2 separate regions of the Homo sapiens genome follow, and region 1 is linked to region 2. Evidence: chromatin contacts called from ENCODE Hi-C or POLR2A ChIA-PET data. All regions are on one chromosome and are shown on one strand. The core of a region is the stretch at or near the end of the contact, and the rest is flanking DNA. Distances in the headings are between cores, read along the strand shown. Region 1 has its middle 42 kb from the start of SLMO2-ATP5E. Region 2 holds the start of PRELID3B (PRELI domain containing 3B).

What was found. Hi-C counts contacts between places; a loop is a spot of excess contacts on that map. ChIA-PET counts read pairs that join two places held with the same protein, here RNA polymerase II (POLR2A). Pooled maps may share reads with other maps.
Region 1: a map of PC-9 shows a loop between it and region 2 (2.9-fold over the local background). The contact joins the enhancer-like site here to the promoter of PRELID3B in region 2. A Hi-C loop is called at or near these places in 5 of 168 maps with a recorded cell type or tissue (CD4-positive, alpha-beta T cell, Caco-2, PC-3 and 2 more), 1 of 37 single-sample maps with no recorded cell type and 15 of 50 pooled maps. POLR2A ChIA-PET finds 5 or more read pairs at or near these places in 14 of 52 experiments (CD4-positive, alpha-beta T cell, CD4-positive, alpha-beta memory T cell, Caco-2 and 10 more).

Annotation. Positions count from the first base shown.
Region 1 is chr20:59,081,806-59,088,267 of GRCh38, forward strand. No RefSeq gene overlaps it. Among named protein-coding and RNA genes, the nearest start is that of SLMO2-ATP5E, 42 kb to the left of the region's middle. Within about 2 kb of position 2,831, at least 3 of the 41 ENCODE cell types and tissues checked have a DNase peak (open chromatin) inside an H3K27ac peak, as active enhancers do; they include PC-9, where a contact is called at or near this core.
Region 2 is chr20:59,038,994-59,045,583 of GRCh38, forward strand. It overlaps PRELID3B (PRELI domain containing 3B), which reads right to left and starts at 3,793. Exons shown (of 6, transcript NM_016045.3): 1 at 3,706-3,793. The coding sequence starts at 3,737. SLMO2-ATP5E (SLMO2-ATP5E readthrough) reads right to left here and starts at 3,853. Exons shown (of 6, transcript NR_037930.1): 1 at 3,706-3,853. RefSeq lists a silencer at 3,711-4,110.

The sequences.
Region 1 (6,462 bases), core at 1,581-4,080, 42 kb after region 2:
CACCGGGGACTGTTGTGGGGTGGGGGGAGGGGGGAGGGATAGCATTAGGAGATATACCTAATGTAAATGAAGAGTTAATGGGTGCAGCACACCAACATGGCACATGTATACATATGTAACAAACCTGCACGTTGTGCACATGTACCCTAAAACTTAAAGTATAATAATAATAAAATTAAAAAAAAGTAGGGAAATAAAAGTGGATATAGGAATTATTGTACTTGCTAAAATAATTTTATAAATCAACACTATATATAAAAATATAAACACATATGAATATGTATTTTATAACATATAAAGAATACATAAACGGACAAAGGCTTTACAGAAAAAAGCCCCTAGTGGTGATTCTCGGGTAGAGGGATTATGTGGTAGGATTATGGTTGACTTAATTGTTTTCTTATCTGTCCTTCCAAATATCTCATAATGAGCATGTCATACTTTGTATTAAGAAAAAAATTGTATAGGTGATATAATAAAAATAGGAATGTAAAATCAGGATTATGTATGTCTGTTGACTCATAACATGCCTCCATAGAATCCAGTAATAACATGGATAGCTTTTCCATGAGCTCATCTGTATGATCAGGCAAATGGTGTCCTGTGAAACCCAATCACGCAGTGGAAAGCAGGATATACCATGCTGAGCAAACAAGTCAGGCACCCTCAAGTGGCTCCACTGTGCTATTCAAAGACTTCAGCCTCTTAGTTGAGATAATATTGAGGTAATTACAGTAACATAATTAAGTTATGTGACTTTGGAATGCACTAAAAAGAAATATACTTAAAAGAAATAGCATGTCAAGAAAATAAGCCAACCTACTGCATTTAAATAATCCTTTAACAAAATGTAATTTGCTTAAAATCCTTAATAAGAGCTCATTCTTTTATTCATAAAGTATATCAAAATGTGATCAATTTTCCTATAATGAAATAAAATCTGATATTTGTTTACTATTTTTTACTACTATTTCAAGTTGCTGTTAAAAGAAAGCTACCCAAATGAAAATATCTGTATTTTCATCCTTTAAGAAAACTTGGTAAAAACGAAAAATTTCAAAACAGGGAATCATGTGACTATGAATTGCATGACATTAAAAAAAATGGAATTATTCTATGAAAGAATGAGCTTTCACTGCATTTCAAAAAATTTCAGTTTTCCTGCTTCTATAGTTACTTTAATTCTTTCAGGTTCTCTCTGTAAACACAATTGCTTGTCTAGATGTTACTAATTGTTATCATGAAGGTTCCCTTCTGATCTCACCTAATTTTCTTTCCTATTAGCAGAGGCTGATATTCATTCATCCAAAAAGTATTTGAGGAGTGTCTACCACATTCCAGACCACATGCTCAGAGCCTGGTGGACTGAGCATCACTGGCCCTACCCTCAGGCCATAAATGGGCTGTCCAGTGCCGAGAATAGCAGTGCCTCACAGGCATTTGGTACATATGCATTGAATATTGGCCTTAGGAGGAGGGATCAGGGTGAACCTGTGTGTACACATTACAGCCTCTCCCAGGGTTGTGGGTTGTCCATGTGAACTTGGGCATTATTACATCATGGCAGGTGGATAAGGGCTAACATCCATTGAGCATCCACTGAATTCTGGGCAGAACGCTGAACGCTTTACTTGCACTAGGTGATTCACATCCCATTGATCTAGGGACTACCATCACCACACTCTACAGATGTGAAAACTGAGGCCCAAGGCAGTTAAATATATTACTTGCCTGGGGTCACACGTAGTGAAATCTGGCGATTGCATCTTCCTGCCAAGGGCATGGAGAAAGAGGAAAGTGATAAAGACCAGAGGTGTGTTCTTGGGAATGCCCTCCAACTAGGGGAAGAGGGGACAGGACAGCAGAGCGGCAGGAGAAAGGGCATGGAGGGACTTCCTAAATTCCTATATGTTCAATGAATTACGAGGATGCTTCAAGAAAAGCTGGCTCACAGGAAGTTTGGGCTGGACGGGAAGGAGGGCCCAGAAGCACTTGGTATCTAGGAACTGGGGGCCTTCCAAGGAGTACCTTCAGCTACATGGGTAGGATATGGCTGAGTTCCTGGGCCTAAGAAGGCGGCTGAGCTATGGAGGCAAGGTGTTTTTCCCAAAAGGCTTGGAGTGGCGGGCGTGAATCCGCTTAGAGGGATGTCTTGAGTCGGGAGAGAATCCAGGCAAGAATTGCTTCAGGCCAGGATGAGTTAGCAGAGAGGCTGAAGACATTTGAGAGCTGAAGGCTGGAGAAAGCTCCGAGAGGAGCTGAGAGACAGGGCACAGTGACCCCCAGCTCAGCAGAGGGCAGGGGAAGGAGACTTTTGGCTCCAATGGGGAACTGAAGAAGACATCTGAGTAAAATATTAGGCAGTGTGATCTGGCGTGAGGCGGGAGATGAGGTGGGCAGGCAAGACTCAGCATGGCTGAATGGGCAGCTTGATGGCCCAGGCACATGCTGGCTCCTTTGTCATTCCAGAGGGTGACTTTCTGTTCCAGGCTAGTGATGCCATTTTTTCCCCATTCACGGTAGTTTCATAAAGTTCTCTTTTAAAATAAACCTATTTAGATAAAATAAATAAATCCATTAAGGGAAGAGGAAAGCAAATAATGGTACAGATGGTGCAGGGATGTGGCAAAAATTGTGAAGGGGTGTGGGTGAGTGAAGATTGGACAACATTGCATACAGGAGCACATTTCCTAGTTAAAAATCATTTAAAATTTAATTAAAAAAAATTTACAGTTAATTGCTTCACCTGCAATGCTGGAAACTGTCTAGGTGGGACCGAATCTGAGCCAAAACCAACACCCGCCCAGGGAGAAGAGGGTTGAGTCCTTGGCAGGGGTTCCCGGCTGTTCTTGGCAGAGAATGTGGCCTGGAGAAGCTGTCCAGCTGGCTCGAACATGTGGATTTGCAGCTGTACACTCAAACCGGGTTCCATACTATTTTTTTTTAATGAACTAGTTACCCTTGTTTCAGTGCCCCATTAAAATGTTTTTGGGCTGGGTATGGTGGCTCATGCTTTTAATCCCAGCATTTGGGAAGGGTGAGACAGGAGAATCGCTTGAGCCCAGGAGGTCGAGGCTGCAGTGACCCTTGGTCACATTGCTGCACTCCAGCCTGGGCAACAGAGTGAGACCCTGTCTCAAAAAAACAACAAAAAAAATGAGGTTTATGAAATGCTTTTCATTATGAGGATTAGAAATACTTGGATTTTCTCTGTAATGAGAATTATGAAACCAGTTGGGCCACTCAGCCTCTCTAGCCTGGGCAACAGAGTGAGACCCTGTCTCAAAAAAATATATTTTTTTGCCTCACGCCTGTAATCCCAGCACTTTGGGAGGCCAAGGTGGGTGGATCATGAGGTCAAGAGATCAAGACCATCCTGGTCAATATGGTGAAACCCCGTCTCTACTAAAAATACAAAAATTAGCTGGGTATGGTGCCACGTGCCTGTAGTCCCAAGCTACTCAGGAGGCTGAGGCAGGAGAATCATTTGAACCCAGGAGGTGGAGGTTGCAGTGAGCCGAGATCGTGCTATTGCGATCCAGCCTGGTGACAGAGTGAGACTCTGTCTCAAAAAAAGAAAAAAAAAATTTAATGCTCCTGTTCAGGCAATATTTTGTTTTGTCTTACTCTATAACTTCAAGGCATTTCAAAAGAAAATTAAAAATCTTTGCTCTAATGGGCTAAGAAGCAAAGGAAATGGACTGATAGGGTTTGATCTGACGGTGTCCTCTATGGCCAACATCATTGCGTCTCTGCTGAGAACCCATAGCCTTTTTTGATTCTGGGCACTGAGACATAAACAAGACCTAAAGACAAATGCCAGCTTCTTATTAGATTTTAACCTTTCTTTCAGATTTTCTTTGGAATACTGAATGGACTAATCAATTTTCCTATTTTCATTCTAGAAACTCAAATAGTACTTGCCAGGTAGAGATGAAAAGACAGTAGGTTCCAGAACCCTTTCTTTCTTCTAGGACATACACGGGGCACACAAGCAGTTTTATAAGTTACAAACATATGCAGAGAATAAAATTTTAACATAAAAGAAAAGTGTGAAATGCCTCATAACATTAACTTTTATTCATGTATGGAGAAAAATCACTATTTCCCCCTATTTGCTTCATTTAAAAATTTCCTCCAGTGAAATACAATTAGTTGCTGAAAAAAGGTAACCCTAGGAACAAAATGCTGTGCACCTGTGTCTTCTAGACTTTCAGTGGTGTTGCTGTGCCACCCTCAGCTGTCAGGTCAAAGATTAGTTAGGATGAAACTTTTCTGGGGCAGAATGAATGCATAATTGCATTTAAAAATGAATCTGCTTGATACTCAAGATTACTTGCCTGCTCCATCCGTGAGATTCATAAAGAAATTAGGTCACTCAGTAGGACATAAGTTCAAAATTAAGACATTCCAATTTATCATGAGGACAAAGTACAGTTTCAAACAAAATCTTCTACATAAAGAAAGATTCAGCTAAATATCCATTAACCTAAAAATTAACAAAGGAAAACTTTGAAGACACAAATCGTGATTTTAGGGGGTCTTATTTTCTAGACAAGTTTTGAAAACATCAAAACATGGTTATGTAAACTGCTTTCAAAGATAAGACCCTTGATTACTGGTGCTGCAAAAATAGGAAACAAATATCAAATGATATAAAAACACTGAATTTGATTTTACAGCACTTCCTTCAAAACTCCAATTAAATTAAATGCAAATAATGTAAGCATATATCAGCCAGAAAGGTTATAATCCTTCTAATAAAATCCATATGGTTTTAAAGGAGGTTTTACATAGAAAAAGAGACTTTAGAAAGAAAAAACAAAAAATATGTACTGGTCTAAAACTTTGAAATAACAACCAGACTGTATGCCTGGGACAGCGTGAATTACTGTGAGTAGAGAATGCTGTTTGTATTCATTTTAGTGTCTGTTAGGAAGTTAGGCAGATAGTAATTTTAAAAAATGGGCTGGTAGAGTTTTGCTATTGATTTGTAAAGGTGACTTGTGTACCATGTGACAAGGTATGTAACTGATATGACTTATTCAGATGCAATCACAATTTAAAGATTTCATACATTTCTTTATAAATATTCCTTAATAATCCAGAAAATATCACATAAATACTCGTATAGTAAGAACGGAATTGTGAACTCCGTATTACTACTAGCCATTCTTAGCATGTGAATTCCAGAAGTGTTTTCCAAAATGGAAGGCACTGATGGAGATTTACTGTTCAGTATTGTAGGGGTTACCAAACTATGGCCCACAAGCCAAATCTGGCACGCTGGTTTGTTTTGTAAATAAAGTTTTATTGAAACACAGCCATGCCCACTTATTTACATATTGGCTCTGGCTGCTTTTGTGTTGTACCAGCAGAGTCTAGTCACTGCGGCAGGATCTTCTGGCCCCAGAATCTCAAATATTTTCTCTCTGGCCCTTTACAGAAAAGCTTGCCAACCTCTGGCTTGTAGAATCATTCAGAATTGTGATGATTTATATGTACTTTAATATCCACCGTGATAGCGAATTGGCAGATTAATTAATTTTGTTTCTCTTTGCTTTGTTACAGTCAAAATAAATTAGGTGTTTATTTTAGAACTTGTGGCTGATTAATGCTCAAAAACAAATAAGCAAAATCACTCATCAGAACTAAATACTCTGCAAGTTATTTTCACAAAAATAAACGAGGCGGAGAATAAACAGGACAAAAAATGGGTAATATAAATAATGAGACACTTATTCAAAGCTGAAGACTACCCTCAGGCTGCTAGGACAACTTAGGCTCTCACAAAAAACGATTAACCTTGCTCGGAATGCATTCGCCCTCTTTTCTGTGAAGTAAACATTTCTTGTCAAAGGCATCCTGACAGTGGTAATTAAGTTCAGAAAGTTCTATACTGAGTGGGAGATGTGCCTGTATTGCTTGACTTTTTTTTTTTTTTTTTAATGAGAAGACAACATCTCATGGTAGAGAGCTGAACTTTCAATTTTACAGGCGAATTCTACCAGTTTATAAATTTGGGATGCAACTGTAAATAAATACATAATAAATGTTCTCTAAAATACAAGATATAGGTAATAAGAGTTAAGAGGAAAATAATTGCAGTGATCAAAACAAAATTTAAAAATAGAGGTAAAATGAATGGCTTGGAGCATCTCATAGGCTGGGAGAATGCTCTGAACCCATGCATCGCCCCGGTCAGAAGGACCACCAGGGGGCGCCTTGTTTCTAAGCTTTCCCTAGGGGTTGTTCTTGGTTAAGATTCCTGGATTGGTAAAGATTCTTTGCCGTGTTTGGAGAGATCCTGAAACTGATTAATCAACTCTGAGGCTTTCAGTTCCTTGCCAATGATCCAACAGATCCATCCCAGTGGGATGGTTATGTCCCTTAGATTTAGGAACCTGTATTTTAATTAATATAGCTTTCAAGCTACAAAGTTTTGTAAAACCTATAGTCAAG
Region 2 (6,590 bases), core at 2,543-5,042:
AGCCAAAAGTATCATTATGCCATTTATTATTTTTTCTGACCCCAATTCTATCAGTTTATACGGAAGTAACAAAAGTAAAAGAGTTTATGGGCACTATAAATTCTTACAGGGATCACAAAAAGATCCAAAGCATTGATTTAATTATTGAACTTTCCCTTCATTTTAATGTAATACATAACAATGGCTCCTCCAGTCAATCTTTATCTACTGTTTTTCTCAAAAGAGTGATTCTGATTTCTGTTTTGAAAAGGTCACTCAATATAATAAAATGTCCTTAAGGTGCACTCCTAATATACTATTTTCTAATATTCTCTTTTAATATAATAAGCACTTGCTTATCACCTAGTATTGAAGTGGTAATAATATCACATCACTTGAGAACTTGCAGTATCTTTATTTTCTTCAAAAAGGCACATGTGCTTGGATGATTCAAAATGTGATGCAACCTTTGTTCACTTCACAACTTCTGTGAATAAGACACTTGTACAAAAAATATCATTTTCAAAAGGACCCCTTATTAAGTACAATCAGTATTAAAGGTGACTTAGTCCACCTGCAGTCTGATTCGGATGCTTTCTACACTACTTATCTGTGCTCTCATCTTCATTTAAAGGAAAAAGACAAGATCTGGGGATGATGTTCAAGCCACAATGACTGTTAAGCCACACAGCATTACTTTTTATTTTTCTAAAAGTAAAACAAGTAGACATTATTCCAACCTTTTAGAGAACTCAGATTGACAACTACATCTCGTTGACAAAAGGAAAATCTCAACTCCATTAATTTCCCAGAACCCTGGACAACCAGTGACATCATTTTTAATGTTTTCATTATAATATTCTTTTCTATACAATATTGTACCAATGAACCTCATTCTGTCTTTAGTCTCCAGCCTTATCCAGCAATCAATGCAGGTATATAAGCAGAGTTGCTTCATCAATCTGAAGTGTCCCGACAAATCGAAGCATACAGGCCAAGCACTGATTCTTACCAAGGCAACTCTCTAAAATGAAAATCAGATGAACCCTCCCCAGGTCTCCATCCAGTCATATGCCATGGTTAGCTGGCTTCCATGCCCTTACCTCTTCCCCCAACCCTCTCTAAAAAATTAATAATCGCATGACTTCAGGGTGGTTATGCATTATTTGTAATTTAGTCCATCTCTCCTTTCTGAACCAACTTGAAACCACTGATGTTGACTTAGCTTGGCTCAAGATTGCTTTATGAACCATAACCAGCTCAAACATTACAAACAATACTTATTATGATTAATCTTCCAGCAATTAATCTGAGCTGTATTAACATAATTACGTGGAAAAGATCTCACAATGGAAGACATTCAAAGACCACGCCAAAGTAGAATCAGGAGGACCTGGCTATGGCTCACTGACCGGTCCAACTTCTTCACCTTTGAAACGAGGTGAGGACATTATTAACTCCACTGGCGCAGCATCGAGGTCTTGATTTACTTATGAAAATGTAATCAATCCAAAGAACAGTGGCTGACACATACTGGGCATCTCTATAAGTTGAAGGAATCAATGAATGACTTCACCTGGATGCCAACTATAGGCCTCAGAAGAAAAGTGTTGGAAAATCAAAGACAGATAAGATGTAGAATGATGACTTAGACATTGTTAGAGAGTGACATCCTAAAGATCAGAAACAACGCTCAGATTTGTCAGGGGAGATGATGACTTCAATTTCAGACAGGCTGAGTTTTAAGGGCCTGTGGGACACGAGGGTAGCAATGCCTAACAGGCACCTGAAAATGAAAAGCGGAGCTCAAGAGAGGCTGGAGCTCAAGGTACAGATCTGGGTGCCATAAATGTATACCTATCATTTGGGACTTTGACCAAACAGCTCAGATTATGTGGGGAGAAAGCACGGATCAGGGCTGCTTCTCCCAGGACAAAAAAAAAGTCTGTGACGAAAAGAGAAACAAAAAAGAAATTAAGATCACAGGTAAAATCCAATATAGGAAGGCCAACACAGAATCTCACTGAACATTTACACTGAATGGGAAAAGACAGGGAAGCGCTGAAGACAAAGGCAGAAAGAGTGTAGAGGGAAGGAGGGGATGAGCCAGGAAGAAGAGTTAGGGAAGATATGGGAGAAGACAGTTCTAGGGAGACTGAGTGCCGAGAACCTCTGAAGCATGCAAACCCAGAAGAGGACTGAAGCATGCAAACCTGGAAGAGGACTGAAATTAAACATCCTCGGAGCTGAAATGGACTAGTGATGAATGCGACCAGGTTAATGAACATCTAAATGACCACAAATTTCGGGTCTTTTTCCTCCCAAAAAGACTAAACAGTAGGGGGAAAAGAAAGCTTCCTTCTGATTCCAGTATTCTATACTTTGCAGGATACAGCAGGCCCTAGGATGTGTCCCACTGAGTACAAATGCGGACAACGTTTTAAAAGTTGCCTTCAGAGGCCGGGCACAGTGGCCCACACCTGTAATCCCGGCACTTTGGGAGGCCAAGGCGGGCGAATCACCTGAGGTCAGGTGCGACCTGACCAGGGCGAATCACTTTGAGACCAACCTGACCAACATGGTGAAACTCCGTCTCTACTAAAAATACAAAAATTAGCCGGGCGCGGTGGTGGGCGCCTGTAATCCCAGCTACTTGGGAGGCCAAGGCAGGAGAATCGTTTGAACACGGGAGACGGAGGTTGCAGTGAGCCAAGAACACGCCACTACTCTCCAGCCTGGGCAACAGAGCGAGACTCTGCCTCAAAAAAGAAATTTAAAAAAAATTTGCCTTCAGAGACAGTTTTAAAAACATAAATGGCTTTGTAGCATATTTATTTACAAGGCTATACTAATTAAAACAGTGTGGCAACGACATTAAGATCAGCGGAACAGAGCAGGTAACTCGGGAAAAAAAAGGATTTCGCTGCTTAAATTTGTGGCTCTTTTGTAAATGGAATCAGGGACCTAGAAGAGAATATAATTCTCCACATCCAACTGGTTCAAGGCTTAGTTTCGTTAGTAAACAGTTCACATTATCCAAAAAGATGTTCCTGAACGTGGCCTCAAAGAGCTAACACGGGTAGGCCCTGACGATCGTCCTTTTCCATCTCTCAGATGAAAATGGGTAACCCAGGGTCACACGCTTGTTACAGCCAGAGCTAGACCTTGAATTCCAAATCCAAGGCTCTGCTGCGTAGATGAACGAGTTGTGAAAAGGCTTCACATCCTGGTGGTCAGAGTTCACCCGAAATTCACATTCGAAGGTAGAAACTCCACCCAAACGGCGGCCAGGGAAAGTACACTCTGGAGAAAACCAACACCTCCCTCTTGGGATCCTCGGGTCCACGTCCCAAAGTGGTTTCACAGGGCGGGATGGGGCAACCCTGAGTGCTGTCAAGGGCTTCGTGCTCCGCGACGCCCCCAGGACCTCAGGAGGCCGCCGGCCCGAGGCTACCTCATGGTGGGGGACAGCCCGGAAGTGACCCCGTAGCCCTGCCGGTCGCAAGGCCGCCTGGGTCTGGAGGTCGGAGCCGTCCCCTCGGCTAGGGCGCCTCGGGGTCGTGACCTTGGTCTGCCCTCCGTGTCGCCGGGGCCCGCAGGCTTCAGAGTTCGCTCCCCTCGCTAGGCCCGACGCCTAGAAGCCTCCTGCGGGCCGCCTCTGCCTCGCCTCTACTCCAGGGCCGGCGTGCCTGCCCTCCACGGAGCCGACCCGCGCCCCAAACTTACTCAAAGACGTGCTCCGAAGTCCAGATCTTCATGGTGCCGGCACCCTGAGAGATGTCCGGGTAGCGCCAGGGGACAACGAGGCACAGAGGCTACACCTGCCCCTGCCCCGCCCCCAGCACCCCAGCCGGCGGCGCAGTGCGCAGGCGCTGTCGGGCCCGACGCGAGGGACGTCCAGACGCGCGGCCCCACGCCCTATCCCGGCCCGGGTTTTGCCCCAGCCTTGCGCGCGGCGCAAGGAAACCCCGCCTCTTAGCGCCGGGCGCATCGCGCCGGCGCAGTGCCGCCGACGGCAGCTGGAGGGGCCGGCGCGGGCGCTGTGCTGCGCAGGCGCGGCGGGCTTGTAGCGAGCCTTGACCTCTGGGCAGAGTTGGGTCAGGTCCAGGAGGTGCCTGCGCGCCCGCTTGGCCCTCCTTGTCCTTCTGGCCCAGCACATCCTCGCCTGGCATTTCGAGGCGTGTGGACGCATGCGGTCAGCCTGCTGACATAGATGTTCGTTGTGGTGGTCACTTGTGCAAAATTTCCTGGTGCCCTATAGAGAGTTCCAGCCACCTCCTGGGTCAGCCCGGGCTGTTTTCCCAAATCCACCAGCCACCCAGCCGATCAGCTGGGCCAGTCCCACCTGCCCGCCAGGAGCTTGCAGCCCTCGGAGGGGATAAATAAGGCGTGACGCGGAGAAGCTAACATCAGACCTGCCCATGAATAATACCCCTACGAGGGATGCGGTCCGGAAGCACGGTGCCAGGGGTCGGGTAGAAAAGCTTCCTGGCCGGGCACACCTTGCCCTAGGTGCATAGGATGGATCTGAGCTGAGATGTCTCTCCCAGAGAGACTTCCCTCGTCACCGTTTCTCACCTTGTTGCTCTGCTCCGTCACAATATCCTGTTGCATTTTTTATAGCACTTACCCCTCTGACATCATCTTGTTAATTTATTTGTGAAAATTCACAATCGAACTGAGTTCTTGAAGGCAAGAATCTTGCCGGTCTTGCTCAAAAATCATCCTCAGTGTCTCCCATATAGTCAAGGCTCAATGACTACTTATTGAAAAATGAAAAAAATCAATAGCTATTTGTGGGATGAATGAATTAATGGAGTCATCTAGTTTATTTGTTGTAACTTCCGCTAGACTGTAAGCCCCTGAGGGCGAGGCTCTTGCCAGACTTGTTCAGTGATTTCCCCCTTCCTAAATGACAATTATTTGTTGCATCAATGGATGAAAGAATGACTAAGAATTGCTGGGGCAGGAGGAGGTGGCATGTGGTTTCATTCAGAGATGAGCCTTGTCCAGGGAACAGACTGCCTGGCTTAGCTTTCAGAATATGGCTTCCCACCCTGCTCTCCTGCACTCTCCACAGCCGTCTACCTCCTAACAGAACAATTTGCCATTTTCAATGAAGGTTATGGAGGAAAATCTTTACATCTAGTTACTTAGAAGCTTGTTAGAAGGACCACCTCATTCTTGTTCTTAGCTTGTTTGATTGTTAAAGACAAAAAGCCAGGTTAATTTAGGAGGGAGGATAATTTTTCAAAATAACATAAGTCCTTTATACAGGAAAACAAAAATTACATTAGACAGGAAGGAAATAATATGGTTGGGTAGTTGCTAAGTGCAATTTGTGGTACCTGAGATTTTCTTTTTTTAAACCTACAGTACTTAAGAGTGATTTCTTGGGGAGGTAATGCTTTAAGGGCTACTGAGAGTACCTCAGCCTTGACTAAGATGCAGTTAACGTCGCTGGGTGTTAAAAACACTGGTTCAAGAACCATCAGCACAGAACAGCCTGTCCCTGCTATTCCTGGAGTTCCATGAGGCTGTTCACCATTCAGCATTCCTGTTCTGTTTATTTTAGAGAACATTATTCTGCTCTCAAGTTCAAAATTTCTGTGTTTTAGTCATGAAAATTAAATGACACCTATCTCCCGTGCCCCCAACACACATACTATATCAGTCTAATTTTACTTACTAGATCTAGAGTGGTGGGATGGGGCATGGAAAGATGGAGATCCAGGACCCAATTGTCTTCTCTGCGTGTCTCCTCATGGTAGAAATAATACCACCTCTTGCTTGGATTTGGAGGGTAAGACTTACATAATGATTATCTCCTGGAGACTCTGTTAGGAGACACAGAGGAAGCAAATTAATGGTTTTTAGATACCTAAGCACTGCATTACTTGACAGTGCCTCTCACAGAAACAGAGAAGTCATTAACAACAGATCATTACTTTGATTTGAAATTAACTAGGTGACTGGTAGTTATGGCCCTTGCCCCAGGGATGACACACATCTCCACACCCTTCCTGCTGGGATCTCCTGTTGGGATCTTGCCGAGCTCCGTGTCTGGGATGAGAATGCAGACATTAACTCTTACCTACAAGGAACTTTACAACTGGCCAGGAACCAAAACCAAAACACAAGTCAAGAATCAACTAGAGGATATTTATTTATTTTTTAGACAGAGTCCCACTCCGTCACCCAGGCCCAGCCTGGAGTGCAATGGCACGATCTTGGCTCACTGCAACCTCTGCCTCCCAGGTTCAAGTGATTTTCCTGCCTCAGCCTCTGGAGTAGCTGGGATTACAGGTGCGTGCCACCACACCCAGGTAATTTTTGTATTTTTAGTAGAGATGGGGTTTCACCATGTTGACCAGGCTGGTCTTGAACTCCTAACCTCAAGTGATCTGCCTGCCTCGGCCTCCCAAAGTGCTGGGATTATAGGCATAAGCCACCATGCCCAGCAAGAATCAACTAGAGGATATTTAAAGGAAGGGTTGGGTGTTCACAGCCAAGAGACCCAGAACTTTGAAGTGCAGCCTCTGGGTCCTTATGGAAGGTAGTGGGCAGAGGAGGATTGGCTAAGAGGCTGGGATCAGGGGTTGGTATAGCAA